Linked DNA regions of Homo sapiens: regions 2, 3 and 4 are each linked to region 1. Evidence: chromatin loops called from intact Hi-C (ENCODE). Cell type or tissue: Calu3. All regions are shown on one strand.

What was found. Peaks named below come from ENCODE experiments on the same cell type or tissue, not always from the same donor. Only the 100,000 strongest peaks of a DNase experiment are listed, where the experiment ranks them.
Region 2: a loop joins it to region 1, with 8 times the contacts of the local background. A loop is called at or near these places in 8 of 110 quality-filtered maps.
Region 3: a loop joins it to region 1, with 25 times the contacts of the local background. A loop is called at or near these places in 9 of 110 quality-filtered maps.
Region 4: it touches region 1 in a loop (4-fold over the local background); 7 of 110 quality-filtered maps call a loop at or near these places.

What each region holds. Positions count from the first base shown.
Region 1 is chr17:54,167,883-54,175,882 of GRCh38, reverse strand. No RefSeq gene overlaps it. Among named protein-coding and RNA genes, the nearest start is that of KIF2B, 350 kb to the right of the region's middle. In Calu3, no CTCF peak of the experiment used is centred here; a DNase peak (open chromatin) is centred at 3,012.
Region 2 is chr17:52,380,503-52,388,502 of GRCh38, reverse strand. No RefSeq gene overlaps it. Among named protein-coding and RNA genes, the nearest start is that of LINC01982, 6.0 kb to the left of the region's middle. In Calu3, no CTCF peak of the experiment used is centred here; no DNase peak of the experiment used is centred here.
Region 3 is chr17:53,029,470-53,037,469 of GRCh38, reverse strand. No RefSeq gene overlaps it. Among named protein-coding and RNA genes, the nearest start is that of LINC02876, 48 kb to the right of the region's middle. In Calu3, no CTCF peak of the experiment used is centred here; no DNase peak of the experiment used is centred here.
Region 4 is chr17:54,886,636-54,894,635 of GRCh38, reverse strand. LOC124904033 (a long non-coding RNA gene) reads left to right here. Exons shown (of 2, transcript XR_007065854.1): 2 at 1-134. Among named protein-coding and RNA genes, the nearest start is that of TOM1L1, 10 kb to the left of the region's middle. In Calu3, a CTCF peak has its summit at 3,256 (motif pointing right); a DNase peak (open chromatin) is centred at 3,285.

The DNA.
Region 1 (8,000 bases):
CATTCTTTTCCTTCATGAGCACTTGAGATGCAATTCAAAGTCTAGGTAAAATTAATGAATGAAACCATGAAATATTAAACATTTAGACAAGCAAGTTAAGACATCTGGGAAATAGTGTATAGTCTGCTTTAAATTTTACTCAGATCTCTAAATCTATCATGTCCCAACTTTCCTCTTGACTTTTCCCTGGACTTAAGCTCCCCTCGTTAACCAATATACCTAATATTACTTAGGTATATTTGTAACAAACTTTCCCAGAAAGGATCCAAAGAAAACCACCATCTCATCATTTGCTCAACTTAGAAGACTAGTATGTCTCCTTTTTTCCACTCATCAATTTATTTTGCTTGCATTCAAAATTTTGCTTACATCAAAATATAAGATATGTTTTTAATTCTTCTACCTTTCTCCATCTGTGCTTCCACCAGTTAGTCTCAATCACATGCCTGGACTCCTGGACTAGTCTCCTAATGATTCTTACCACTTCCATTCTTGTTCTGTTCTAATCTCTTCCTCACATAATTGTCAGAATAATATTTTTTAAAATCATAAAATGGATGGTTTTAATGCCCTACTTGAAACCCTTTAGGAGCTTCCACTTATGTTCAGGCAAACAACCAGACTTTCAGTTCTGCAAATCTTCAGCAGTCTTCCCTGCCCTCAAATGTATTCTTTCCTTCCTTTGGAACACTTTCATTCTCACTGTTTGCTTGATTGATTCCTTGGCTTCTTTCAGATCTTATGTTAATTTTTAACCCTTTAGGGACTCCTCCGATTGTCCTATCATAGAAGATTGCTTGTTCATGGATTTCATGACAATATGTATTGCTTAACTCTTCTATTAGCCTGAATCTCTGAAGGCAGAAAGAGATTGTTTGGTTCACTGTAGATATACAGCACCTAGTAGTACAGTGTCTGCCAGTATAGGTATTTATTCAAATGGTTATTTGATAGTTATTTCTTGAGAATAGTCAGGATATTTACAATTGCAATTTGGGAGTGTGAGGTATTGAGGAGTGATTGACGCAAATTTGGCCATCACTTGCATACAGGTGATTGATGGTTGAGATTACGAAAGTGGATGAGATTTTCAAAGAAGATAAGAAATGTTGAGAAATAATTTAGAATGCTTTGGGTAACTTAAGAGTAAGTTATCTAACCACTTTGTCTTTCTGTTTTTTTTTTTTTTTGTCTCTAACATATGTATATTATGGCCTCTATGTATGTATGGTGTCATGTCTCTAATGTATACATAATATTAGTACCTTAGGTGACTAAGGCACCTTCATAGGAGCTGGCACGTTAAGTACTCTCAGAGGACCTGACATATAGTAGGGTCTCAATAAACATCATTTTCTTGTCCTTTCTCATTCTAAACTACTACACTCCCATGAAACATAAAATAAACAAATATAAGATCTCATGTATGTTATTTAAAAATAATAAAATCTCCTTCAACAAACTTTCAACAAGCACTAATTTATCATATTTTATGAATATCAGGTTTGATGCCAACTGCTGAGAGTATTTTTAAAAAGGAGTTTATGGTTTGAAGGAGCATACAGACTTTGGAGAGAAATAAAATGGGTGATTAAAATGTAGTAAGCACAGAGATAAGGGTGCAAAATGAACACACAGAAAAGTGGTTTGCTCTTTTTAAGAACTTGGATATTTCAGTGGGATTCAGCGTGGTCTTGGCAAGTTCTTGAATCTCTCCTTAGGCTTTTACTAGGATGCCACATGGCACAATTTGCTTAACTCCTCTGAAAATCATTCCTCACCTGTAGAGTAAAGATAAGAATCACATCTTTCAAGGTTGTTGTTAGGTGTCACATAGATTAAGGTAAATGACTTGATATATTCTAAAATGCTTTAAGTGAGGATCTACCATGGTGAGTCAAAGGGAATCTGAAATAAAGCAACTGCAGTTGGTAAAGGACTTATCAAATAGTGTCAGCTGAACAGGAATTACAGAACTCTCCCCACCTACCCATATTACCTACGGTTCCCACCATCTTGAGAATACTTAGTTATAAATAAAATCATAGTTTTCATGAACTGAAACTCTTAATTAAATAGAATCTTTAGGCATGCTACTCTTTAGAGGATAAAGAAAGTGATAAGAAAGCAAACTGATAACAGGGAACCAGTAAGAAAAATAACTCCAGGCTATGTCTTGGAGATAGTAGACATTTCAGATCAATCTTTCCTATCTTTTTTACTTACTTTCTATGCTGCACACGGAGAGCATATTTAGAATGATGAACCGTAGGCAACATAAAAGCATCATCAAAGAACATTTCTTTCATGTTCATTATACATACTCTATAGCAAAGGCTGGAAAATGGGTGGCTATATTTAGCACAGACTTCTGAACAACATAGTCTAGAAAAATACTATACTAATCAATTTTTAGCTAAAAACTTTAATTTATCATCCACTCAATATTAAAGGTAAAAGTTTGTAACAGAGGTTAATTTTAAACAGCTTGGAAAAGAAAAAGAATCTGCATCACTTGATTCCAAATTAGACCTCCTGTGGTTTTAATGCAAGCAGGTTTTAAAAACATATTCATTTTAATATTAACAAAATATTATCATTTACATAAATTACTATTTAAGTATAATTTCTGGGTAAAATTGTTACAGTGAATATCCTTGACAAATGAATGATACAGCAATCTTGAAGCAATAGGTAACTTTCTTTTGAAAATCTGACTAATGTCACTGGAATTTCTTGGCTATCTCTTGTATTTTCACATGTCAATTACATAATAATGTTCACTGAATATTTTTTCTTCTTATTTCATGCTTCCTACCTTTTTAAAAATATATATAATAATGCTCTTTACCATTACCAAGTGTAGTTTGAAAGTTTTTGTGAAAGATATCTATTTAGGGCAAAAGGAACCCTAAATTTGACAACTTTCTAATTGAATTAATATTAAGTGAATTTATATTTTGTGGAAACATGGCAGCAAAATTCAGCCAGTTATTCCAGCAGGTGGCTCCCTAGCACTGCCTGCTGATTTATGACTTTGTGTTTAAAGGATTGTCAGCATAAGCAACGAAAATTCAAATGTAGAATTTTAAATGTGGATGAGTTCTCCTGCCTTTCAGATTCTAATGAACTGCAGCCCAATGCCAGTTTGCCACATGGTTTCACTGTTGCTACAGTCTCTTCATTTGAGAAGCAAATGACACAAAGAAGTTTGCTAACAAATTCAACAAAATTGTAACTAAATAGTTACCTTTGTAATCATTTAATAGGACTTAATTGACGATAGATGTTGCAAAAATAGGGATAATAAATGGCCTGGGAATTGTATACCTCCTGGTTGTTTATTCCCGGAGCAAAAGATTCTCTCAGCAGTGTGCATTGTTATGAATCATTTAAGAGGAAAAGAGAAGTGATGGAACCAAGATTAGAGACTGCATGTTACCACTGATGAATGCTTTTTTGTCTCTGCCCTAATCCCTTAATAAAGAAATTTATAGCTAATATAATGCATTTGTACTTTGATAATTTCCTCATTATTTCCTTAGAGACAATGTTGCAGAATAGAAAGAGTCAGAAGGGCAAAGATAAGAATTTCATTTCAGGTCTAGCAATTATTAACTATATAACCTGGGGCAACCTACTGAACTTGGTTTTTTATTTGCAATTGGAGTTCTCCAGATGGCAAATATTCATCTAGAGAATTGTTGGAAAAATTAGAGACAAGTTCTGTAAAATTCTTGGAATACATTAGATTCTCAACACATTATACTTATTATTTTCATAAGCAATCATATTTAATCCTTACCAAAATCCCATTTTTTCTGCAATGTATTGTTATTTCAACTAGCTTTAAAATGTGCAGAGCCAAACATTAATTCTGTTTACTGATGACAAAAAAAAAAAATCACATGGTTTAAAAGAGTCTGTTCTAAAAACACAACTAGTTTTTCTATGGTCCATTATTATGTTACTGTCAAGCAGAAATCAGCAAATCTGGAGATAAATACTGGGTTGACTACTGTATTTTCAATCTAAGAAATTGTTTCTTTTTTCATCTCAATAGTTGCAAGCAATCACAGGGATATTTAAGAAAATAAATTTTAGCTTTGGGGGGACAAAGAAATTAACACAAACAATTGCTCAGATTGACAAGTTTTTAGAACTACCATTTTTTAAATTTGCTACCATTTTATTGAAGGCAGCAACAGTCATTGTTGAGACAATTCAGGCATGAACTACATAGGAAAGTTCAGCCTCAACATTATAACGGTTTAGGTAGAAAGTTTTATGTTATGAATTTTCCCTTAAATAGTAATTTTTTGATAAATAAATATAACCAGATGTAAGTCAGCAACTACTTTTAAAAAATTTTTATATTCATGTGTATGAAGAGCATTTTCTTAATCACCTTTCTGGCAACTAAAGTATTTTAATTTCTATTTTTTCCTCTTTAATTTTTTCACTTTACAAAATTATTTTTTAACTAAAAAGTTTAAAATTAGAAAATGTGGCTGTGCACGGTGGCTCACGCCTGTAATGCCAGCACTTTGGGAGGCCGAGGTGGGCGGATCACGAGGTCAAGAGATCAAGACCATCCTGGTAAACGTGGTGAAACCCCATCTCTATTAAAAATACACAGATTAGCTGGGTGTGGTGGCATGCACCTGTAGTCCCAGCTACTCTGGAGGCTGAGGCAGCAGAATCGCTTGAACCCTGGAGGTGGAGGTTGCAGTGAGCCGAGATTGCACCACTGCACTCCAGCTTGGTGACAAAGTGAGACTCTGTCTCAAAAATAAAATAAAATGAATAAAAATAAAAAGTAAAATTAGAAAATGAAAGAAAATAGACTTTGGGAAATCAAGAGAACATTTATTTTTCTTTTTAAAAACTTATTATGAAAAATTTCAAACATGCAATACTAGAGAGAAGATAAAAATAAACCTGCATGTACTCTTTATGTCTTCAACACTTATCATTATTTTATCAATCTTCTTTCTTTATTGGTTACGGTTTAATTAAGCCTACTGTATATTTCTTATGTGATAGAGTATTTCAATGTGCAAGTCAACATATGATCAACGATTGTAACACAAATAGAAATCTGTCTTGTGTTCTCAGATTATTTGTACTAAATACCTTGAATTCATTGTGTATCTCCTTCATAGTACTTTGCCTCAAAGCTTAAATTCACCTGGAGGAGATAATCAGACACTGCATTTTTCAATACAATAATCAACCTGTGCCTCATACAATTAATCCTAAGTATGTTTCTCCTTCTAGTATCACATGCTTCTTAGATAAAGTCCTTTTCTAAGTAGAAGGGTTGTATTGTTAATTCAGAATAATATTGTGTATTTTCAGAAAGCAGTATATTTTTCTAGGAAAAATCTCAGAGCCAATAGTCCATACTAGATAAAAGCTGCTTCTTATTCATGAAGCTAATGCTAAATGTATGTGAACAATTTATCTTTTTGCTGCACTTAATAGCAACGAGTTACTTTTATAACTGAATGCTATGTATGGAAACTTTTTTGTCCTGTTACTTAGTACATTAAGGAAAACAAAAAGGAGTTGTTATCCCTTTGTATTGCCAGTGGTGATAACAATATTTCTTATTTATGTTGAGGTGAAGTAGTATAATGGTTACTTTTGGGTTTAATTATGCAGGTTTGCATCTAAGCTCTATTACTTATTTACTATTGTGTTTAAGGTCTTCCATCTTCTGTGTCTCATTTTGACCCTCTGCATATAATAACATACTCATTATTGTACGTATATGTAATATATATTTATATACAGATAAATATTTATATATTATTTATGTATTTTGTTGTTAGGCTAGCTATAAGGTACATACAGTAATGGGTATATCATTATATACAGACAGTCAAAGGAGACACAGAAGACACAGAAGAAATATATATACATATGTGTATATATATATTTGAAATGTGCAAATATATTCTATAGGCCAAACTAATTAATAGCACACCTATTGTAACACTATTTTCTCAATTTACTATACCATGCAAAGTTATCAATACATTCGTCTTATTAATTTTTTATTCATGCAAGAAGTATTTATTTAGCAACTACTATGAGTCAAACAATATTTTAGGGGTTGGAAAATCATAACTTCGATGCAGTGTCAAGGACTTGGGTTTGGATATCATACAGCTTAATGGTAAAATTAGTAGATGTGTAATTTGATGCCAGTGACAACTTTTCTGAGTCTGAGTTTCCTCATGCAAAATATTGACATAATAGTATCCCTTTCAATAGATTCTTGTGAGGATTAAATAAAATAATTTATGAAAAATATTATGATCATAAAAAGCACATAGTGAAGACTCAGTGATGTTGGTTCCCTTTGCTACTTCCTGGCAGCATACGGTCTAACACAGGCCACCTGCTTTTGAGATTGTGACATATTTTCCAGGGAAACAGTTATAGCGTTACAGATAATTAGGATACAATGTGAAAAATATCCCAATAGAGGAATATATATGCAATGTGCTATGGAGAATATAAAGAGATGGATCTGCTCCTTCTTGAAAGAATCAGAAGAGATATACCAAACAAATATTTCAAGTAAAGGATATGGAAGGTTATCTGTTATTTTGAGTTGCCATTATTACACTTTGTACTTAAGCCTATTGTAGCACCTGCCCATACTATGTGGTGTTTTTCTTAATACACTTATCTGCTTTTTGTCTGTTCAATTCCTTAAGTTACTAAGTATGGCTATTTGTTTTAATATTTCTAGCACCTGGCATAGTACATGGCACATAGCATATACTGTCAAATATTTTGTTATAGCGATAACTATCCCAAAACACAAAGGTCAGAAGATATAGGTTATGTTCAGGAAACAGTGATAGTATTCTTAGCCAAATAGTAAGAGTAGAGGCCAAACTTGGAAAGGTCATGAATGCCATACTAAGAATTTAAAATCAGTCTTGCAGGTATTGACTAGCCATTGACAATTCTTAACTGGGGAGGGCTAAAGCTTTATTAAGCAAAGAAAGTAGAAAATACAATTCTCCATTTTATTAAATTATTACTTTATTAAATTTAAGAATATATGGGATCAATTTACAAAGCTCTGCTTTTTTTTCTTTTAACAACTCACTGTTAAAGTGCCTAAATTGTATTTAGTTGTTTTACTTTGCATCAAAATCTAGGGTGGCTGGCTTGGACAAAATTATTTGTATACAAATATAATATTGTTTTTTTATACGGGACAAGCATAACTGATGCAGGAGCACAGATTCAAATTGGAATCTAATTAGAAGGCAAGGAGTAAAAACCAAAATGCACATTTGCAATTATATCCAAAGTGTACTTTAATTACAATCTTTGCTCACATCAGACTACAGTCATGATAATTTGGTCCCTGTACCCTAGATTCATTGGATATTCTCAGGGTGCAGGTAACTAATGAAACTAAAAAACACCTGTGAAAGATCTAGCAGTCTTTTTGAGTCCAGATGAGAATTTTAGGAACATGTATTTCTGCTTGTTTCTTAAAGAGCAAAAAGTTGGCAAAATTCCCCTTTTCTAGGAGAAATTGTATTTTTTATTCTATTGTGGCAGATTGAATGCTGATGTATATATAGCGATTGTTCTCATTTTGGTAGTATTAATACTATCTTTGGAACTGTTCAGTATCTCTGATATTTTTAAACATCTATGCATTCACAGTGAATAGGACAGTTTTATAGACATTAGTGTCCATAATGAGAAAAAGTCACATATTAAACTGAATATGTTTGTTTATTTATAACCAGATCAGTTACAGAGAACTTGGCCAGGCGCGATGGCTCATGTCTGTAACCTCAGTACTTTGGGAGGCTGAGGCGGGCAGATCATTTGAGGTCAGGAGTGGGAGGCCAGCCTGACCAACATGGTGAAACCCCGCCTCTACGAAAAAAACAAAAAATTAGCTGGGTGTCGTGGTGCATGCCCGTAATCTCAGCCACTCAGGAGGCTGAGGCAGG
Region 2 (8,000 bases), 1.8 Mb after region 1:
CCATTAATGAGGGATCCACCCTCATGTTCCAATCACCTCCCACCAGGCCCCACTTCCAACACTGGGAATCACATTTCAACATGAGATTTTCAGGGGACAAACATCCAAACTATATCATTCCACCCCTGGCCCCCCACTCCCAAATCGCATGTCCTTCTCATATTGCAAAATACAATCATCCCTACTCAATAGTTCTCCAAAGTCTTAATTCATTCCAGCATCAACTCAATCAAAAGCCCTAAGTCCCAAGTGCAAAGACTCATCTGCAGATGAGTTCTTTCCACCTATGAGCCCGTGAAATCAAATACATGTTATTTGCACCCAAGATACAATGGTTACACATATATTGGGTAAACATTACTATTCCAAAAGGGAAAATTGGCCAAAAATGGGCTACAGGCACCATGCAAGTCTGAAATCCAGCGAGGAAGTCATTAAATCTTAATGCTTAAACATAATCTTGTGTGACTCCATGTCTCATGCTGATGCTAAGGGTAGGCTCCCAAAGCCTTGGACAGCTCCTCCCCTATGGCTTCCCTGGGTACAGCTTACACAGCTGCTCTCACTGTTTGCAGTTTTCAGTGCCTGCAGTTTTTCCAGGTTCAGGGTGCAAGCTGCTGATGGAGTTATCATTCTGGGGTCTGGAGGGCTGTTGCTCCTTCCCAGAGCTCCATGAGGCAGTGTCCTGGTGGAGACTCTGTGTGGGGGCTCCAGCCCCACATTTCTTGTCAGCACTGCCCTAGTAGAGTATCTCCGTGGGGGCTCTGTCCCTGTGGCAGGCTTCTGCCTGGGCACCCAGGGTTTTCCATACATCCTCTGAAATTTAGGTAGAAGCCGCCAAGCCTCCTTCATGTTTGCATTCTGAGTATCTGCCGACTTAACACATGGAAGTTACCAACGCTTATGGCTTCTGCCCCCGCAAGGCTGTGGCCTGAGCTGTACCTTGTCTGCTTTGAGCCAAGGCTGGAGCCAGAGCAGCCAGGATGCAGGGAACAGTGTCCTGAGGGTGCCCAGGAAAGTAGGGTCCTGGACCTGGCCCCCTAAACCATTCTTTCCCCCAAGGTTTCTGGGTCTAATTCTGCGCATAGGTTGTTAGAAGCAGCCACACCATTTCTTGAATGCTTTGCTGCTTAGGAATTTATTCTGCTATTCAGTATGTGCTCTGTGAATCAGAAGCACTAACTAATTTGGGAGTTTGTTAGAAATGCAGAATCTCAGGTTCCACTCCAGACTTACTAAATCAGAGTTTGCAATTTAACAAGTTATTTTCATGTGCTCATTAAAGTGTGAAAAACACTGGTGAAAAGAACCACATGCAAAACACGATAAGTATTAAATGGACATATGTTTGCAGAAATGAAAGAAAAAGAGGCAAAGCCAAAAGGCTAACTTTGACTGAGCCAGGCAGTATACTAGAATCTTTCACATAACTCACACATCTATCTCTTAACCCCACAAGTGAATATGTTATTAAAGAGATATCATTTTTCTCATTTTTGAGAGGAGAAGACTGAGGCTGAAAAAGATTCAGAGTTTTGGCCTAGGTTACACAGTTAATAAAAAGGAGAGCCACAGACTAGGGAAACATATTTGTAAAACACATATCCAGTAAAGAATGTGTATCTAAAATATACAAAGAAACTTAAAACTCAACAACAAGAAAACAAAACAAACCACCTAATCAAAAAATGGGGCCAGGCTTGGTGGCTCACGCCTGTAATCCCAGCACTTTGGGAGACCAAGGTGGGTGAAGCACCTGAGGTCAGAAGTTCGAGACCAGTCTGACCAACCATGGCCAACATGGTGAAACCCCGTGTTTACTAAAAATACAAAAATTAGCAGGACATGGTAGTACATGCCTGTAATCCCAGCTACTTGGGAAGCTGAGGCAGGAAAGTCGCTCGAACCCAAGAGGTGGACATTGCAGTGAGCCCTGAGATATGCCACCACTGCACTAGAGCCTGGGTGACAGAGCCAGAGTCTTTCTAAAAAAAAAAAAAAAAAAAAAAAAAGAAAACAGAAAACTGGGCCAAAGATCAACAAACAAGGTAAACCCAACAAATAACACATAAAAAGATGCTCAGCATGATATTTCATTAAGGAATTGCAAATTAAAACAAAAATGAGCCAGCATTACACACCTAATCGAATGGCCAAAACCCAGAATACAATAACACCAAGTACTGAAGAGGATGTGTAGCAACAGAAACTCTCATTTATTGCTGATGAGAATGAATAACGAATAATGGTATGCCGTGTTAGAAAACACAGTCTCTGCAAAAGTAAACATAGTCCTATCATATAGTCTAGCAATCATGCTCCTAGGTATTTACCCCAGTGAGTTGAATACTTATGTGCACACACAAAAAAACTTACATTCATACAGATGTTTATAAAAGGTTTATTTATAATTCCCAAAACTTAGAAGCAACCAAAATATTCTATAGTAGGTAAAGGAATGAACTTTGGTACACCCAGGCAAGGGAATATTATTCAGCAACAAAAATAAATGAGCTATCAAGCCATGGGAAGACATGAAAGAAACTTAAACATCCATTACCATATGAAAGAAGCCAGTCTGAAAGAGCCACATACTGATTCCAACTATACGACATTCTGCAAAAGGCAAAACTATAGAGACAGTAAAAAGATCAATGGTCACCAGAGTTCGGGGGGAGAAAGGGCTGGATGAATAGATAGATCCCAGGATAAGCTTAGGGAAGTAAAACTCCTAATGATACTGTAATGGTCCAATACATGGCATTATACATGTGTTGAAACTCAACTGTACAGCATGAAGAGGGAACCCTAATATCAACTATGGACAAGTGAACCATATTAATGCAAAATGTTAATAATAGTAGAAACTGTGGGGGTGAAAAAGGAATGTATGGGAATTCTCTACTTTCTGCACAATTTGCACAATTTTATCTGTAAATCTAATTTTTTAAAATAAAGCCTATTACAGAAAAATCAGAGGCAAAGTTAGAATTTGAACCCACGTCTATCTGATATGAAATAATACTCCAGGAAGGTGCCAAAAGGGCACTCAAACTTCAGCAATATGGGAGTAAGCTTCCTTTAGGTGGGAGATGGTGAAAAAAGTGAGTGGTTCCATCTTAATCTTAAAGTTGCTCCCTTTCATAAAACAAATTCCCTCTGCAGTAACAGTGATGTAAATACTGAGTGAGCACCCATGAATTAAATCCCAAAGAGCAATAAAGAAACTAATTTCATGCAGATCCTTCCAGAAAATAGAAAATACTTCTCAACTCATGTTATGAGGACAGCATTCCTCTGATTCCCAAATCAAAAACATTGTGAGACAAAAAAAGAAAAAAATCTTATGATTCAAGTGTGTGTGGCCTTTCCTATTTTTCTCTACAAATTCTCAGATACAGCTCAGAAAGACTATCTGACTTGGATTCATGTGTGAATTTCCGACAAAATGAATTCAATTACCAACAAAGAAGCGAGGAGAAACAGCAGTGATGACAAAACTGATAACACCTGTTAGACCTCAATTTATAAGCGCAATAGAATATGTGAATAATATAAACCTTCTGTACCTTCTCACCAAAAGTCAACATCGTTAAAATGCACACCTCCCTGCTAGCTTGCTGTAAGGACATTATGAAGACATCTCTGTGGTTGAGCTCTGTAAGTCTGATCAATGACGCCAACACCTGTTTAATTTTGGAGCTGGTGCTGTTGTTTCTAAATATTTTATTCTAATTCCAGTTGTTTATGAAAAAATTAAGGTAGAAGTTAATGGCAAGTATTTACTTTTCCATAAATTTGGAATCTTCAAAAAACTCTAACCCATAAGATATAAATCTTTATGATACCATATTAGTTACTCAATCATAGTAATAATTTCTTTTAATTTCTCTTCCTGGGTTATCTAAAATGAATCTTTTTTTTTTCACTCTACTGCATTCAAAGGGAATTTGACTCCCAGTTTAAGACTTGATGGTAGCCTATACAGACTCCAAGCTGAAAGCTGTCCCAAGCCTTCGGCTTAAACTCATATCCTTAGCAAACTCCTCCCCGCTGATTTTTCTGACTTAACTAGGATGATTTCTACTGCAGCTCCCCAAATGAATCTTCCGGTCTTTCTGAAAGTCTGCTGCTGATCCTTGTGACAATATTTGCATTTTTCTTCATTTAGCACATTAATTGTCAACCAAACACCAGGCAATGTGCTCAGCCCTGCCCATCTGCCATCATGATGTAATTTCTTTCCCATCTACCTTCACCCAGGTCAGTGACACCAGTTCCCCTTTGTCCCAAGCTCTATAGCTGCAGAACTGGAACCTCTCCACTCTGCAAAGTAGGTTAGAGCCCCCTTTGCTCAGTGTCTGACACTGAGGACCACTCTCACAATTACCCGCATCCCTGAGGCCCACCAAGACCCATTCTAGGCCAATAGTTAGTATTCAATGAATACTAACCTGAAGCCTGGAGATTCGTTGAGCTCCTACTTATTTCAGTTGCGGAGCTCACTGGAATATTGCAGCCCTGGGTGAATATGCTGCTTGGTCGTAATCTAGAATGTACTTAGCCCTATGAGTGGAGATAAATGTCTGAGGCTTTCAGTGATCATTCTGCCTTCTAGCACCCTCTAGCACAATCTAAAGGACCAATAGCCAGTACAGGGAGGCCCAAGTCCAGGGTAAGTCATTTACATGGAAGACCATAGGAGTGTTCTCCAAGTTCCTGAACACAGCAGCAGCAGTGAGTGGTGCCAAAGACTTGTTCTAGTGTTGCTGTCAAAGGCAATGGCATAGTAGTGCCCTCTAGTGGCAACTGAACTGTGTCCCATAGGCTGTGACGTGAACTCAGCCTGGAGAATCCCTTTTTCTCCTCTGAAAGTGAGATGGTGTAAATAATCTGATGCCTGAGTCATAGGTACCTTGTCAAGAACAAGTGCTCCCCTTAATGAGACTCATGCTGGAGTCTTTCAGAGTGCATGAGGTCTCTTCTTTCTCTGCAAAGGCCCCTACTGCCCTTTTATTTATTTTTAAACAGCTCTCTTGAGATACAATTTATATACCATAAAAATTCACCCAATTTACATGAACAACTCGGTATATTTTTTCAGTATATTTACAGGGTTCTGCAACCATTATCACAATCTCGTTTTAGAACAGTTCCATCACCCCAAAAAAGAAACCCTGTGCCCACGTGCAGTCCCTCTCCGTTCCTATCCCCAGCCCTCAGCAACTGCTAATCTACTTTCTGTCTCTGAATATTTGCCTGTTCTAGACGTTTCATATAAATGGAATCACACAAGCTGTGGTCTTTCGTGTCTGGCTGCTTTCACTTAGCAGAATGTTTTTGAAGTTCAGACATATTGTGGCCTGCATCAGTATTTCATTCCTTTTTGTGGCTGAACAGTGTTCCATTGTATGGATATACTATATTTCATTTTTGAGATCAAGTCTCACTTTGTCACCCAGGCTGGAGTGCAGTGGTGCAATCTTGGCTTACTGAAGCCTCCGCCTCCTGGGTTCAAGCAATTCTCCTGCCTCATCCCCCCAAGTAGCTGGGATTACAGGTGTGCGCCACCATGCTTGGCTAATTTTTGTATTTTTAGTAGATATAAGGTTTCACCATGCTGGCCAGGCTGGTTCCGAACTCCTGGCCTCAGGTGATCCACCTGCCTTGGCCTCCCAAAGTGTTGGGATTACAGGCATGAGCTGCCGCACCCTGCCGGATATACTACATTTCATTTATTCATTTGTCCTCTCATGCTCTTTGGGAATAAAAGTATTTATGAGCTGAGGCTTCAATGCAGTCACCACCTGTGACTTTCAGGTTGATTCTGAAAAGTTCCAAAACTTGACTTTCAGAAAATTGAAAATCTTCATTTTGTCCTTTTGTAGTAAGATAATAAGGGTATAAGAGCTTTCCAGACTCACTGTTGTGAAAAGTGGTGATGCCATTTAGCCTCTGCAATATCCCTGTTCCACTACAGTACTTGATAGACAGTACATCCCATGTCCTGTTGCAGCTCAGGGTTGTGTGTTACCTTGAAAAATCCTGATGCAGTAATTCTAGAATTTCCCACATATTTTAATACATAACAGAATTTATATTATTCATTTTCATATTTTAACCCCCCTAATAGTCCTAAAACCTAACATAATTGACCATAAGTAATGGAGAATTTTGTATAATCCCTAAAAGCTTCCATAGAACTAAGATGGTTAAGAACTTAGTTCTGTCTTCAGCCCTATACCACCACATTCTCATAAAGCCCTATCTTGCATCTTCAAGACAGGCCTCTTACCCAGCATTATAATTTTTTTGTATCCAAGCAAGATCCCAGTTTCCTTGAGAGAGAATACCTACCTTAATTCTTAATACTGTAGTCCCCTAACAATATTGACTACCTGGCCAGTGATGCTAAAATTTTCTGGCTATGGTGGGAATAGAAAATGCGGTGTATTCAAAAGACACAATAGAACCAACTCTCAGTCATAATTCCACCAGGAACATTTATTCTAAAACCTTCGAAGCTTATGTGAAACAAATGACTATACTTTGCAAGAAAATATTTATTGAAAGTTCAAAAACTGGAAAATAGTTTTTTTTTTTTTTTTTTTTTTGAGATGAAGTCTTGCTCTGTCGCCCAGGCTGGAGTGCAGTGGCGTGATCTCGGCTCACTGCAAGCTCCGCCTCCTGGGTTCACGCCATTCTTCTGCCTCAGCCTCCCGAGTAGCTGGGACTACAGGCGCCCACCACCACGCCCGGCTAATTTTGTTTTTGTATTTTTAGTAGAGATGGAGTTTCACTGTGTTAGCCAGGATGGTGCGATCTCCTGACCTTGTGATCCGCCCGCCTCGGTCCCCCAAAGTGCTAGGATTACAGGCGTGAGCCACCATGCCCAGCCAAATAGTTCTTTTCTACTATTGCTATAGCAGCAGTTTGGATCTGAAGCCAAAATATCAAACACCCATACTTGGCTTTTTTCAGAATTCTGAGATTCTCTAGTGTCAAACGAGTAAAGTGGGCTCTAAGAAACAATATTTGAGTGGTTGATGTTTCAGGGTTTTTTTTTTTTTTTTTCATTTTCTAAGGACTGTGTTAAAACAGGAAACTGCCCTTCCAAAACAAGGTTAAGAGTGGCACTGCCATTCATCATGGAGCTAGCTAACACTCTGTTGTAGCTGTGTAATGCAGTGTAGGTGACACGCTTAAAATTAAGTTCAGTTGCCTTAACTGGAAAGCGAGGGGGAAAATGTCTGTTTCTGTCATTTTTCCTAGAACTGATGAGAAGAAAGATTGATGAGTACAGTTTTAGGATAGCAAGAGACAGAGATTTCAGACACTGGGTTTTACTCTCAAGTCAAATAAGGCTGGGATGGATGACATTGCTTAAACTCTCACTGTATCTCAGTGAACAGCTTGGGCGCTATAATGGAAAACTGCAGGGCAGCCCAGGTGGTACGGATGTTTCTTATGAGGGCAATAGCTATGACTAAAAATCTAATAGCAATCAAAAGTGAATCCCGAGGGGCAAATTCCCTTCCTTCAATGTTGCTGAACAATAGCAGCAGCACTTTTGATGCTTGAGAGCTGATGAATGACCAAGGTTGCTGCAGTGTTGTATAACTTTTCAAAGCCATTTCTGACATCAGAAAAATTGAGACATGTGGTAAGCAAGCCTAAAAATGGCAAAGGCTCTAAAATAGACTCTAAAAAAATAATGAGAAACTGAGCAGCTGAAGCATAATCTAATACTTAAAGAATAGTGAGTCTGCTATCATCATCCAGCTTTGCAAGGCTCTGCAAAAATCTTAACCCTACTTCCCTACCTCTTAAATGCATACCTCTTTCTCCTCTTCCCATCACCTCTACCTCCAAAACCAAAAAATAGGGTTATAGGGGTCAACCTGCATTCATAAACGGCCAACTTGTTGCATACTGAGTTTCCTAATGTGATTTAATTAAAAATCTGATTTAATTAAATCGTGAATATACATAAATCTACA
Region 3 (8,000 bases), 1.1 Mb after region 1:
CACTAAATCTTTCCGCTAAACCAAACTGCTTATTAAGTAAAACTGGCGTATATGGATTTGGAATAGATACAGCTAACTCTTGGTAAACAGACACCTTAATGTACATTTTCCCAAAGCATCATAGTCTTTGGTCCTCTACTCCAAGTCTGCTCTGTAGATAAATTTAATGTTTTCTTTGCTTGCAACAATGGGAAAGTTTTTGTCATTCCATTTTATTCTTTCAGAACTTTTAGAAATTATGATCCCACCTCCTTAAACTATATTTTCACCAAGTGCTTTTTAATTTCACTGCTCTCTGACAATATTTTCTACCATGCATCTTTCTTGGCTAATTTCTACTTCTCTTTTGTTCACTTATTCTTCCTCTCTGTCCAGTATATTGTGGTATAAATCTAATCTAACTTGTATGGGAGTGAGGCTTCTCTTGAATGGGAGATCATTCACTTATGACTGATGATGGTGTGTCAGGAAGGATATTCAGGCTGATGTGCTGTGACCTTCCTTTGATTATCCAGGGCTACTTCTATAATAATTCCACCAAGTCATGCCAGAATGTACTGCAGATACAGGCATTTAATCTCCAGCACCATGTCTCTATCCTATGTTGAACAGAAATTCCCCATTTCAGTTAATTGCCTGTAAAGGCCATGGTGGCATTTGATGAGAACATCCATAGTCACTGTCACAGTATAGTACTGCAGATAATGTTTTTTTCTTCCCTTTAAATCCTTCTGGAAACTGAAGAAAGATGAACTTGAACTTACTGGGGCAGTGGCTGAACAAAATATATTTTCTTGAATAGTTTCATATAGAAATATACCATTTTTGTATGATTGCTCAGATTTTACTAGCTATAGATTATGAGGTGAGGTAGCTTTTATATAGTGAAAGAAAACCAATCTTCAAATAAAAAGACCAAGGACTCAAGTTTTGGTTAAGTCATTTGTATACATTTATAAAACTCCTTGAATTGAAGTTTATTCACCTATAAAACTGTTCTGGAAATTATATTCACCCAATATTCAATGAGTATCTACTATTAACCAGACCCAGTGTTAATGCTGATAATAAAGCAAGAAAAGATTTTCAATAAAGGGCCCTGCTTTTAGAGTAAAATAGGCAATAAACAAAAAGTATTTCTAGAACATGTGGTGGAATCACTCCTCTGAAGAAAAATAAAATGAGTTATAGAGTGGATAGTTAGTGCTACGTGGAGTGGTGAGGAATGCGCTCATATAGAGTATTAAGAACCTCTTTGCTGCAGTCACATTTAACAGTATGTTAGTTTCCTACTGGTGCTGTAACAAATTAACACAAAATGTATAGCTTTAGAAAACACAAGTGCATTATTTTCCAGTTTCTCAGATGATCAGAAGTTCCAAAACGGTCAGCAGGTTCTAGGGGAAAATCCGCTTCCTTATCTTTTCTACCTTCTAAAGGCCACCTGCATCCCTTTGCTTGCAGACCCAACCTTCATTTTCCAAAGCCAACAATGGCATCTTGCAGTCTCCCTATCGGTCTGCTTCAGTAGTCACATAGCCTTATGTGACTTTCCTGTCTCCCTCTAATAAGAACCTTGTCATTACCACTGAGCTTACCTTGATAAAAGTGGCAGAGCCACTTTTACCATAGAAATTATATGCAAGTTCTGGGGATTAGTATTGGATATTTCCGTGGGGATGATGGGGGTTATTTATCCTGCCTTAAATGATAACCTAAAAAAATAAGTAAACATACCTAGCAATATCTGGGGAAAAGCATTTCAATCAGACAAAACAATAAAACAGACTTAAAGGTCAGCTCACACTTGAGAACTTGAGCAATAAATAGATACTGGTGCATCTGGAAAAGAACAAGTGAAAAAGAGGTGGGTAAGAGACATGTTTGGTAGGGCAGAGAGGTGGATAGGATGGAAAATAATGTAGGGACTTAGAGAAATTTACTCAGATATATGATATGGTTTTGAACAGAGGAAAGCTGTGTTTCGACATGTTTAACAATGATGTCTTATTTCTTGATGGAAAAATAGAGGGCAAGAGTAGAAATGGGGAGATTAGTTAGAAGGCTGTCGCAATAATCCAGGGAAAAGATGATGGTGGCTTGTATCATTGAGGGATTGTCACAGTGAGGGCGAGATAAAATGTTCACATGCTAAAAATATTTTGAAGATAGAGAACAAAGAGGTGATGATCGATTAGAGATTATAATATAATATAATACTTTACATCATTACTTTACAATGTCAAACTTAAAATTCTGAGCAATGGGAGAGTCATGTGTAATATAATAACTATTGAAGGAAAACTTACATTAATATTTTCAGGACATCTTTTACTTAATTCCTATGAAATAGGTTTACTGAATTCTTACGATTGGCAGAATAGTCTTTAGAACTAAATTTTCTTTTCTGTCAGTGAAGTTGTATGTTTGTCAAGAGTCAGTTTGGGTTTATTCTTACATCTGTGTATATGAGTTTTGTTTAATAAAATGAAATATGAGTGCAAAAGAGAATTATTTTATATATATAATTCAGTGACTTATACAAAAAAGTAACTAAATGAAACTTTTAAAAACGACAATATAAAATACTAAGATACATATTTTAAAGGCTTAGAAATCTATACTTGATTACTTCACAATATTCATTAGATTCCTTTCCCTCTATCAAGAAGGCAAGTGTGCAAATTAAAAAGGATACATTTTGGGTGTGATTTATGCAAGAAGGACAATAGGGAACCCCAAACAGTGGACTCAGACTCAAAGCAAAGATATTAACTCTAGTACAAAAGTTTTGCAAATAAATATGCAATTATATGTTATAAATTAAAATATTTATAGACTTGGTTTTTATCACAGACTCGGTTGATATCCAATCTTGCTAATGTCTAATTTGAGTACTTCCATTCTGCTTTTTCAGTTTATTGAAAAGGAAAGTAATGTTAGTCCAAGAAAGACCTGATAAAAGGTCCAAAATGGCTTTAGCTACATAAAATTTGTATATTTTTATTAAAAATATATACATGCCAGGAAAATTGTTTTTCAAAAAATATCAAAAGTGCTTAGTCCTCTTTATTTAGAAAGATTTACTGAGACATTAGAAAATTCTATCACTCTGTAGTCAAATAGGTAAAGAAACCACAGAGGAAATGCAAATTTATATATATATATATATGAAAATTTCAGCTTCACTGGTAATCAACAAAATGCAAATTAAAACAATAAGATTAAATTTTAACTATGATATCAGCAAAGCCTAGCCAAATTATATTATGGAAATTGATTGCATGTAGATAAAAATAAAACACTGGTAGGGATGCTATGTTTTCTAGCCTTTCCAAAATACTACATAAAATATTCATACCATTTCACATAATGTATCATTTTGTGGAATCTATCTTAAGGGGATATTCATAAACTGACAATAATATTTATGCACTATAATGTTTGTTGCATAATTTTATATAAATAAAAAATGTTGGAAATAATGTGACAGTTCAAAATTAGAATTATTGAATAAATCATATCAAATAAATATGGCTTATTGTCCAGGAATTAAAAATGTAAGATACAAATGATTTTAAGTGAAAAAAGAGAAAATGGAGACAGGGCAGAGCAAGATGACTGAAAAATCCTCCAGTGAGTGCCCACCCACCCCCCACAGGAACACCAAATTGAATAAAAATTCACACAAAAAGCGTCTTCATAAGAACCAAAACTCAGCTTGACTATCAGTTCAGCCACAGTGGGGTAGAGCACCAAGCACGCTCTTGGAGTCCTCAATTCCAGGCTTTGGTTCCTGCATGAAATTTTGTGACCTGCCCTTGGCCAGAAGAGAGTCTACTACCCTTCAGGGAGAGATTCAGGAATGGTAGCATGTACCACAAGCTGACTGAAGAGCCCATGGGCCTTGAGTAAACATTGGTGGTAGCCAACCATTATTTACATTGGGCTAGGGGCTGTAGTGACCATGGGGAGAAACCTCATTGTTTGAATAAATAGGAGATAAGAGTGGGAAGGACTTTGTCTTGTGGCTTTTGTGCCAGTTCTGCTACAGTAGAATAAAGCACCAGGTAGATTCCTAAAGTTCCCAATTCTAGGCCCTGGCTTTTGGATAGTGTCTCTAGACACACTTGGGACCAGAGGAAACTCACCATCCTAAAGGGAAAGACATAAACCTGCCTGGATTTGCCACCTGCTGATTGTAGGCCCCTTGTGCCTTAAGTGAACATAGGTGGTAGCTGGCAGTGTTCACTGTGAGCCTTGGGAGAGACCAAATGATGAGCTGGCTTTAGCTCTGACCCAGAACAACACCAGTGGTGGTGGCCACGGGGGTGCTTGTGTCATCCTTCCCCCACCTCCAGGCAGCTCAGCACAGAGAGAGAGACTTCATTTGTTTGACGGAAAGAAAGGGAAGAGAACAAGACTCTGCCTGATAATCCAGGAAATTCTGGATCTTATCCAAGACCACTTAAGGCAATACGTCTGTGAGTCTGCAAGAGCCACAGCATTACTGGGGTTGGAGTGCCATCTAAAGGTGATACAGTGCCAATGGCCAAAGACTTAGGTCACAACACCTAAGTTCCTTTGAATACATGGAAAGTCTTCCCAAGAAGGATGAGTACAAACAAGCACAGACATTTATAACTACAATAAATACCCAATTCTTCAATACCCAGACACAGAAGAACATCAATAAGTATTAAGACAATCCGGGGAAATACGACCTCTCAAAATGAACTAAATAAGGTATAAGGGACCAATCCTGGAGAAACAGAGATATGTGACTTTTCAGGGAGGTAATTCAAAATAGCTGTTTTGAGGAAGCTCAAAGAAATTTAAGATAACACAAAGAAGAAATTCAGAATTCTATCACACAGTTTTAATAAGGAGATTGAAATAAACAGAATTAAGCAGAAATTCTGGAGCTGAAAATGCTATTGACAAAATGAAGAATGTATCAGAGTCTCTTAGCAGACATGATCGAGTGGAAGAAATAACTAGTGAGTTTGAAGACAGGCTATTTAAATATACAAAGTGAGAGGAGACAAAAAAAGAATTAAAACAATTAAGCACACCTATACAACTAGAGTTGAGTAGTGTTGTGTAATGTTGTATAGTCCTATCAACAACTAGAGTTGTATAGCATTGTATAGTCCTGAAAAAGGGAAATCTAAGTGTTATTGGCCTTTAAGAGGAGCTAGAGATCAGGGTAAAAAAATTATTCAAATGTTATGACAGAGAATTTCCTATACCTAGAGATCGATATCAATATTTAAAGACAAGAAGGTTACAGACCACCAAGCAGATTTAACCCAAGTAAGACCACCTCAAGGAATTTAATAATCACATTCCAAAGATCAAGGATAAAGAAAGGATCCTAAAAGCAGCAAAAGAAAATAAAGGAATAACAGACAAATGAGCTACAATACATCTGGAAGCACACTTCTCAACGGAAACCTTACAGGCCAAGAGAGTGGCATGACATATTTAAAGTCCTGAAGGGGCAAAACCTTTTATCCTAGAATAGTCTATCCAGCAAAAACATGCTTCAAACGTGAAGGTGAGGTATAGATTTTCCCAGATAAACAAAAGCTGAGGGATTTCCTCAACTTCAAATCTGTCCTACAAGAAATGGTATACGGGGTTCTTCAGACTGAAAGAAAAGGACGTTCATATAAAATGAGATATAATATGAAGGTACAAAATTACTGGTAATAGTAAGTACACACAGACAAAAATCCCACAGAATATTATAACATTGTAATTTTGGTGTGTAAATTCTTCATACCTTGAGTAGAAAAACTAGAAGATCAATCTATCAAAAATAATAACTAAAACAACTTTTCAAGATATAGACAGTATAAGACATCAATAGAAACAACAAACAGTTAAAAAGCATTGCAATTAAGTGAAAGTGCAGAATTTTGATTAATTTTCTCTTTGTTTTTGCAGTCACTGTTAAGTTGTTATCCGTTTAAAATAATGAGATAGAAGGTTTTTTTTGGTTGTTTTGTTTTGTTTTGTTTTGTTTGAAACGGAGTTTCACTCTTGTTGCCCAGGCTGGAGTGTAATGGTGCAATCTTGGCTCACCGCAACCTCTGCCTCCCAGGTTCAAGCGATTCTTCTGCCTCAGCCTCCCAAGTAGCTGGGATTACAGGCATGCACCACCATGCCCAGCTAATTTTGTATTTTTAGTACAGACGGGGTTTCTCCACGTTGGTCAGGCTGGTCTCGAACCCCTGACGTCAGGTGATCTGCCCACCTCTGTCTCCCAAAGTGCTGGCATTGAGATATAAGATTTTACTTGTATTATAAGTCTCATGGTAACCTCAGATGAAAAAACCTACAAGAGATACACAAAAAGTAAAACACACACACACACACACACACAATAAATTAAAGCAGACCACCAGAAAAAAATCAACTTCACGAAAAGGAAGACAGAAAGGAGGAGAAGACTACATTATGACCAGAAAACAAATAACAAAATGGCAACAGTAAGTCCTTACTTATCAATAATAAGGCTGAATGTAAATGAACTAAACTCTCCAATCAAAAGACAGAGAGTGGTTGTTGAGTGAATTACAAAAAAAGACTCAATGATCTGTTACCTACAAGAAACACACTTCACCCATAAGGACATATATAGACTGAAAATAAATGGATGCCATGCAAATGGAAACTAATAAAGTGCAGGAGTAGCTATACTTTATTATAGACAAAATAGATTTTAAGACAAAAACCATAAAAAGCAACAAAGAAGGTCATTATATAAAGAGTCAACTCAGTAAGAGGACATAATAATTGTAAACATATATGCACCCAATACTGGACCTCCCAGATATAAAAAGCAAATATTTTTAGTGCTAAAGAGAGAGCTATACTCCAATACAATAATAACTGAGGACTTCTATACTCCACTTTCTGCACTGAACAGGACATTCAGACAGATTGAACCATGAGGAAATCCAAACCCTGAACAGACCACTAGGAAGTAATGAGATTGAAGCTGGAAAAAAAAAAAAAAAAAAAAAAAGCTTCCCAGCAAATAAAACCCGAGGACCCAATGACTTCACTGCTGAACTTTACCAAACATTTAAAGAACAAATATCAATCCTACGCAAACCATTCTGAAACACAGAGATGGAGGATATACTGCGAAACTCATTCTACATGGCCAGTAGATACCAAAACCAGTCAAAGATACATAAAATAAAGAATGCTACAGGCCAATATCCCTGATTAACACTGTTGCAAAAATCCTCAAACCAAACCAACTTCAACAATACTTTAAGAAACCATTCATCTTCACCAAGTAAGGTTTATTCCAGGAATGCAAGTGTGGTTTGACATATGCAAATCAATTAATGTGATACATCATACCAACAGAATGAAGGACAAAATCTTATGATCATTTCAATTTATGTTGAAAAAGCACTGATAACATTCAACATGACTTCATGATGAAATCCCTCAATAAATTGGTTATAGAAGGAACATACCTCAACACAGTTTTCAGGAAAAACTGAAAAGCTGTCCTCTATGATCTGGAGCAAGGATAACTACTTTCAGCACTGTTATTCAACACTGTACTGAAGGTCGTAACTATAGCACTCAGACAAGAGAAATAACTAAAGGACATCCAGATTGGAAATGAAGAAAAATTATCTTTCTTTGTAGATGATAAGATCTTATATTTGGAAAACCCTAAAGTCTTCATGAAAAAACTATTAGAACTGATAAATTCAGTTTATTTGCAGGATACAAAGTCAACATACAAAAATTAGTAGCATTTCTACATGCGAGCAGTGAACAATCTGAAAAAGAAATCAAGAAACTAATTCCATTTACAGTAGCTATGAATAGAATAAAATTACTTACAAATAAACTTAACCAAATAAGTGAAAGATTTCTACAACGAAAACTACAAAATATTGATGCCAGAAATTGAAAAGGATATGACAAATTAAAATATATTTCATGTTCATGAATTGGAAGAA
Region 4 (8,000 bases), 720 kb before region 1:
ACTGGGCTCAAATCAGCTGTCAGGTGGTAAAAAATAATTTCGAATTCATAGGGTTGCTTTGAAAAATAACAAGATATTATATTTATAGCACTTGGAATGATTCTGGGCATATAATAAAGCTCAATAAATATTAACTAGTTATTGTGATCATTTATCCTTCCAATCTACCAGGTGGCCTAAAATTTTCACTATTAGAAAATGGCCTTTTGAAGTTTGGCAGTGTCTCTCTAAAAGCCACTACTTAAAGATGCTGTTTGGGAAAAGAAGGTCCTATCGGTACCTACTAGCGTCAGTATAATTACACATTTGGCTTCTGCTAGCATGTTATGAATAATGTGCAACTTGGTGATCGGTTCAATTGAAAAAGGTCTCATAGGAGTGGGGCTCTAAAAAGAGACCATGAGCTGGGATTTTGCGGCAGGGGTTGTGAAAGGCTAGCTGCTTTGAGGTTTGTCTTGCAGGAAAGCCTTGAAGGAAGGGGTGTACAGCAAGGGAAACACATTTAATTTCAATGTCAAATTTGGTTCTAATCCCAGGGCTACCATTTACTAATTGATCTTTGACAGACAAATCACTATTTCAGAACCTTAGTTTCTTTATCTGCAACAATGGAACTAATTGAACATATCTCAAAAAGTAGGTCTCAAGATTAAATGAGTTGACATTTGAATGCTCTTAATAAATGCCTGGCATGTCCTTGGTGTTCAATAACTGTTGGAGCCCAAAGCTTAAAGTAGGCTTCTGTTTCCTGTTTTCCATCATATCATCTTGGTTATGTCCTTTATAACACTGTTTATAATCTGAAATTGTTTTGTGCAATTATTTGTTTACTTGCCTTGCAAGACTTAATATTGCTCCCTTGCTCCACAAAATATACCCTTGTGATTCTATATTGCGCTGCAGCCACAGCCCTCTAGGCCAACTGTTTCCCTCAGGCCCTAAAGCAGATCTCCCCAAAAAGAGCAGATTTGGTCATCCATTCGTCCTATAACCTGTTTTAGTTTTAGTCCAGCTATAATACCATTTTTAAAAGACATCATCTTGCTGATATTAAGAACAGTCCTCCCACCTCACCTTCTTTTCTCTTCTAATACCATTTGTCACTGTTGACCTCTGCCTGCTCCTTGAATGCATTTCTTCTCCTACCTACTATGGTGTGATGTGCAGCTCCCCTGTGCTTCTCCTGATTCTACCTACAGTGCTGATTTAAAGCCTCCTTGCCCTCCCCACCTCTCTTTATCCTCTTATTCTGGGTTATTGTCTTCATAGCATTTACTGCTATTTGAAATGCTCTCATTTCTTCATTTGTTTGCATGTTTATAGATGTCTTCTTATCTGGCTTGGGGAGGGCACAGAAAGTTCTGTTTTGCTCATCACTGCATTATTCAGTGACTGCAACACCGCCTTGTATGTTCCATAGTTCATTATATCTAAAACTCTTTCTGTGATAAGATGCACTATTTTTTGGCACAACAAAAAGGAAAAAAAAGCTTCCAGTTAAACTATGAGATACTACTTTTTTATTAGTTATAATTTTTATTTTGTGTTTATTTAAATAACATTTTGAGAATCATTGGACATGACGTTTTGCATATATGACTCTTTTACAAATGTGAAAAGGAAAATGTAAGCAAAATAAATTAACAAAGATGGCCGGGCCTGGTGGTTCACGTCTGTAATCCCATACTTTGGGGGGCCTAGGCAGGTGGATCACCTTAGGTCGCAAGTTCGAGATCAGCCTGGCCAACATGGTGAAACCATGTCTCTACCAAAAATATAAAAATTAGCCGGGCATGGTGGTGGGCGACTGTAATCCCATCTACTTGGGAGGCTGAGGCAGGAGAATCACTTGAACCTGGGAGAGAGGTTGCAATGAGCTGAGATTGTGCCAAGATACTCCAGCCTGGGCGACAAGAGCAAAACTCCATCTCATAATTAATTAATTAATTAACAAAGATACTATTTCTTCTTCCCATACAGAATCCAGCTCTCCAAACTCACTCCTTGACTCAGAGACATCAATGTGTTTTTCCACACCCTGTCATCTTTTATGCCACTATCAGCACTGGTGACACTGCATTTTTTTAGAGAGTGCTGCTATTGTCTCCCAATACTTTATTATAAGCTGTTGACACTCAGTTTAAATTTTGATAGTGGTGCTTTTTTGATCTTACTAGAAAGTATCAATGAAAGCTTTTCCAGACAACAAACAGGACTTGTTTTTCTTCCCCAAATTGTCCTTAAATAGATTTGGGACTGAAATATCAAGGGTGTCAGTGTCCCATAAGCCATCAGAAATGACAAGCAGATCGCACATACCCACGCAATGACAACTATGTATGCATTTCTGCTGTTGCCTGGCTGACAGAGATTATAACATACCACAGGTTGTGAGGTGCATTAGAGATGTTTTTATTTTTATTTTTATTTTGGAGACAGAGTTTTCCTTTGTCGCCCAGGCTGGAGTGCAGTGGCGCCATCTTGGCTCATTGCCACCTCCGCCTTCCAGGTTCAAGCAATTCTCCTGCCTCAGCCTCCCAAATAACGGGTATTACAGGTGCCCACCACAACGCCTGGCTAATTTTTTTTTTTTTTGCACTTTTAATAGAGACGGGGTTTCACTGTGTTGGCCAGGCTGGTCTCTAACTCCTGACCTCAGGTGATCTGCCCAACTCGGCCTCCCAAAGTGCTGGGATTACAGGCGTGAGCCACCACACCTGGCTGCATTAAAGATGTTAAAAATATGGAGGAAAAAATTACATCTTACAGTAGTTGAGATTCTCTAGTATATTCTTTGCAGATATTTACTAAATGAATTAATATATAAACAGAACCAGTGTTACTGCTGTGTAAGCCAACTAAAGTCTAAAATAAATTACCTAAGACAGAAATCCCATGCATTAAGCAATTCTTTGTTTCATTTTTTATTATTGGCTTATCAAGTTTGGGCAATTATTTCATCTACTTAAATTCTAGAATCAGTAATGAATTCTTGTTGATTATAATTCAATCTAGAGCAAGTTTTAAAATTTGGAATATACTTTTTCACTTCTATTTATCATTCATTGTTTCTTAGAAGCTGACTGCAGCATACTTTAAATTATCTGCTTTAAAAAGATAAGTATTACACAGGTTTTTCAATGGGGTGCCCTGGATTTCTTGTGTTTGAAAAATAGAAAACATTTTATACAGGTAGTTTTTTTAACCATGAGAGGGCAGCCTTGTTTAACTTATCGAATTCTCCCAAAGGCCTAGCTGGGCAGCCACATTCTACAGAATGATTCATTGGAGGGGGAGGAGGGCTCCAGGAACCCCAGCCAGCTGTTTTCAGGGTGTTTTATTTGCTGAAGGCTAGTTGCTCTGCTGGGAAGCACATTGATGCTGCTCACTGTTTTTACTCCCTGAGGGTCTTACATTGGCAGTGAAACCTGGTATTACTTATTTAGCAGGCAGATGGGGGGTCCAGGGAAATGAGTTGCTTGGGAAGGTTGACATGTATCAGAAATTAGGTGGCTGCAGGAGGGGATGCTTTCACAAAGGCCATGTCTGGGATTTGAATCTCTGATAACACATACATACCTATAGTTATGCAAACTTTGTGTGTGTGTGTGTGTGTGTTTGTGTGTGAGGTTTATTTATTTATTTATTTGAGACGGAGTCTTGTTCTGTCACCCAGGCTGAAGTGCAGTGGCATAGTCTTGGCTCACTACAACCTCTGCCTCTGGGTTCTAGAGATTCTCCTGCCTCAGCCTCCCAAGTAGCTGGGATTACAGGCATACACCACCACACCCAGCTAATTTTTTTTTTTTTGTACTTTTAGTAGAGACAGGGTTTCACCATGTTTGCCAGGCTGCTCTCAAACTCCTGACCTCCAGTGATCCGCCCACCTGGGCCTCCCAAAGTGTTGGGATTACAGGCATGAGCCACCACACCTGGCCCCAACTTTGAACTATTGTTGGAGACCGTTTGGAGAGGCAAAACCATTAAGAAAGGGGAGAGGTTGAAGGTGGGTCTAACGAGGATGGATGTCACGATCAATCAGCTTAAATCATCAAGGAGATGAAAGGGGATAGTGACTTATATTTTACATGCTTATTAGCTCATTTATTCCTTCCTTCCTTTATCACACATTATTGAATTTTATACAGAGGTACAACATGGACTTCTAAGCCAGTGAGGGAAACTTCCTAGTAAGCAGATCATTGCAGTTCAGTCTAAGTGTTAAACAAAAATATGGACACAGTATCATGGGAGTACAAACCAGGAACTAACTTTGCATGGAGGATTGAGTCCTGGATTAAAGATCTGGGCAGCATAGGGTTAGACCCAGGCCTGTTAGTGTAGGCCTGAGAACAAATAATGTGATGACCAAATAGTGTAATGACCAATGCAACGTAGGGGAAGAGAGCTCTGGTCAGTCTGAAACTCACGTATTCTGTGCCTCACTCTTTTATAGAGACAACTTTTACTTTTCAGTGCTAGCCCATCTCTGTAGTGGTGAGAGCAGTTACAAAGGTGTCCTAGTGTCTTTTACAGTTATAAGTCCTTCTATGTTAGCTTTACCAACTGAGCAATGAGAACATATGACAGCATGCACTCATTCATTCCACAAACACATAATGAAGTCCCCAAATGCGCCAGTCACGATGCTAGGAATTAGTGTATATGAACAAGCTAAAATCCAATCTCTGCATCCCAAGTGCTCAGTGCTCACAATCAAGTAAGGAAGAAATTATAAACCAGTGGACAAAGTTAATTCTTCATGCAGATGGGCAGAAAATTTACTTTTCCTCAAGTCCTTGAGCCTAGTAGTCACACAATGTTTCCTCATTAAGCTTCTTAATTATAAAAAGATCAGGATGAGCTTCAAAAGTAGTAGGGATGAAAGTGGTAGAAATCATAGTATTTTCTATTAGTCTTAGCCCCAAGTTATAAAGTGAATGTCCTACCAACCATGTTCCTTACAAAAACATAGGAACAACAATAGCATTGGTTGCATTCCAGGGCTAAATAGGAATGCAAAACAGGTCATGTACAGTTTTGATATTGCTAAATCAGGGGTTTGCATCGTGATTAGAGTTGCATTCTGATTCATGTTAAAAAAAAAGTTATTAAAGATAGTATAGAATCAGTTTCACTTTTAAATGAATTAATTTATATCTTCATTTAAAATCATATATAAGTATATACTTGTATATACTTTTCATGTAAAATCATACATATATAAGTATATACTTGTATGTGTACATGTTTATTTAGTGTATGGCGTGTATATGGACCAAAGAAGACCAACCTGCAGCTTCCCTGAGATCTTTGGCCTCAGAATATCTGCTATACTCCTGAGCCCTTCCTAAGAAAACCCATTTACAGTTCCTTTCCGGTGCACTTTCTTACACTGAACGCTTATCCGTATTCTCAATCAGGAATCAGCAAATATTGTCTGTAAGAGGCCAGGTAGTAAATATTTTAAGCTCTGCTGGCATCTAGTCAACTCTGTCTGCCATTGTAGCACAAAAGCAGTCATGGACGATATATAAACTAATGAATGTACAAACATAGATGGCAGGTCAGGTTTGCCCTGCAGGTCATACTTGGAAAATCCCTGTGCTGAATCATTCGACCCCAGCATTTTGGCTGATTCGATTAGGAGGGGGCATCCAAAGTAAGGGTGACAAATCTGTTAGCCAGTCCCAATATGTTGGCCTGGCAGGGACCTTGTATGAGATCTTTGTAATAACTGGTGTCTCTAGATAGGCAGACAGATGGACAGACAGAGCAATTGTTAGTGGGATCAGCTGCATCAGGAGCCAAGAGTAATCAGAAGCTATCAGTAAAGTAAAATGAAAATATTTTAAAAAGATAACCAACTAGAGGGTGGGGTAGTTAGTTAATAGGATCGAGACTAGAGAATTGGAGAAAATTCACATTGGTGGGGGTTGTGGGTCTTGGGAATTGTGTGTCCTAAAATAATCTTACCATGATTAATCTGCATTCCACCTTCAGTCTAGCCATCGCTGGGTTCCTGGAGGAGTTATGTTTTTCCTATTTCCACATGTAGCCTCACAGCTGATTTTCCATTGCTAGAGGTAACCTCGATGAATATCTATTTCTGACAACTCCGAAGAGCCTAGGTGACATTCTCTTCTTTCTGTAGGTTGGGAACCAGAGGTGTGTGTCAAATATTTATCAGCAAATATTGGCTACGTTGGGAGATTTCTCCATCATTTGTTTTATACTTTCTGCCTAGTCGCTGAATGGATTGAGTAAGCCTAAGTCATTTTTTTTCTTGAAAATGCACAGCCAGTTTCTCTGGGGGCATTTGACGAGGAGGAAGCATGGATGTGTACCCACCTCAGGCCTGACAGTCACTGCTCAGTGAGGCATCAGGGCCCCATATGGTGAAAACTGTTCCATGACAAGTCTGGTTTATTGCAGTTGTTGCTTCTATTGAAAATCTTGAGGAAAAACTTTTCATGTTTCTCACCTGAGTGCAGTGAAGGTTTCTGGACTGCCTGGGAAAAGGTTTAAAGGAAGGTTACATTATTAATCAATACGCTTTTATGCCCAGTTATCTCTGACCAGAGATGAGTCCTTCACATTGCTCTTAACAGTTCCTGGAACTTAATTCAACCCTTGTCATCTCTGACAGTGTTTTATGGCCTCCTGCTCTGGCTGCCAATCTTAAGACAACTTCGATTTTGGAAGAAATTTCCATTCTCTTCTTCCACCATACAAGAAAAAAGGTACAATTTTGTAGCTATTCAGGGTAGAAGGACGTTTTATCATTGAAGGAGTGAATTCTTGGATGTGTTAATATATCTCCTTTCATAGGTATGTTGAAGGACATTTTACTTCTGGCTCATTCTTATTTTTTTTATTTTTTATTTTTATTTTTTGAGATGGTGTCTCGCTCTGTCACCCAGGCTGGAGTGCAGTGGTACAATCTCGGCTCACTGCAACCTCTGCCTCCGAGGTTGAAGCGATTCTCCTGCCTCAGCCTCCTGAGTAGCTGGGATTGCAGGCTGTGTCAACATGCCCAGCTAAGTTTTAGTAGAGATGGGGTTTCACCATGTCTGCCAGGCTGGTCTTGAACTCCTGACCTCAGGTGATCCACCCGCCTCAGCCTCCCAAAGTGCTGGGATTACAGGTGGGAGCCACTGCACCTGGCCTCATTATTAAAAAAACAAACAAACAACAACAACAACAGAAAACAGTTAATTGCCAAACGTTGCATAAAACATGGCACCTTGCTTTCAGAAACCGTTTTTTATAAATCTGGATGTACATTAAAGTTCATATGGACCCCCTAGGTATAACCTCTTGAGAACAAGAGAAAATAGACATCACTACCATTATCTTTCTGTTAGAGGCCAATCAGCATTAATAACATACCTGGCATTTGCACACTTGCCATGTGCTAGTCACTGAGGCACAGAGTATTGATAACTTGCCCAAGGTCTCACAGTAAGAAGCAGATACATGTGCAGCACTATCCTGCTTTCATGACATTATGTCCATAAGCTTAGGCTCCAGAAAACTTAAAGGAAGTCTTCATCCACAGAGCATGGAGATCTGAAGGGAAAACCTAGGTGTGAGCAATGAGATATTTCATCTCTCTAAAATTTCCTTTTTTCTGTAAATAGAAGAAATAAGCTCCCCTGAGGATTATATTTCAAGTAAAGAGTCAAGCAGTCACTGCGATGTATTGCTACCCACTGTGTGGCTGCCCTCTATTAGGCACTTTCACAATGAGTTTACAGATCAGAAACAGGCAGTTCAGGGGCCAGCTGATGAGAGATGGACAGAGGCCTGCCTGGGGTATACACTTGTTTTACATGAAGCTTGTCTTTTCTTTATACAGAGCTGTGCTCCATGCTGCTTACATGGCTGTTTCATGTCCTAATTAATTTTGGGGCTCTCTGTTGGATTTTAATTACAGATCTATTAATCCATGGGAAGAGTTGACAGATGCTGTAGGTTGGTCATAGCAAATTACTAGG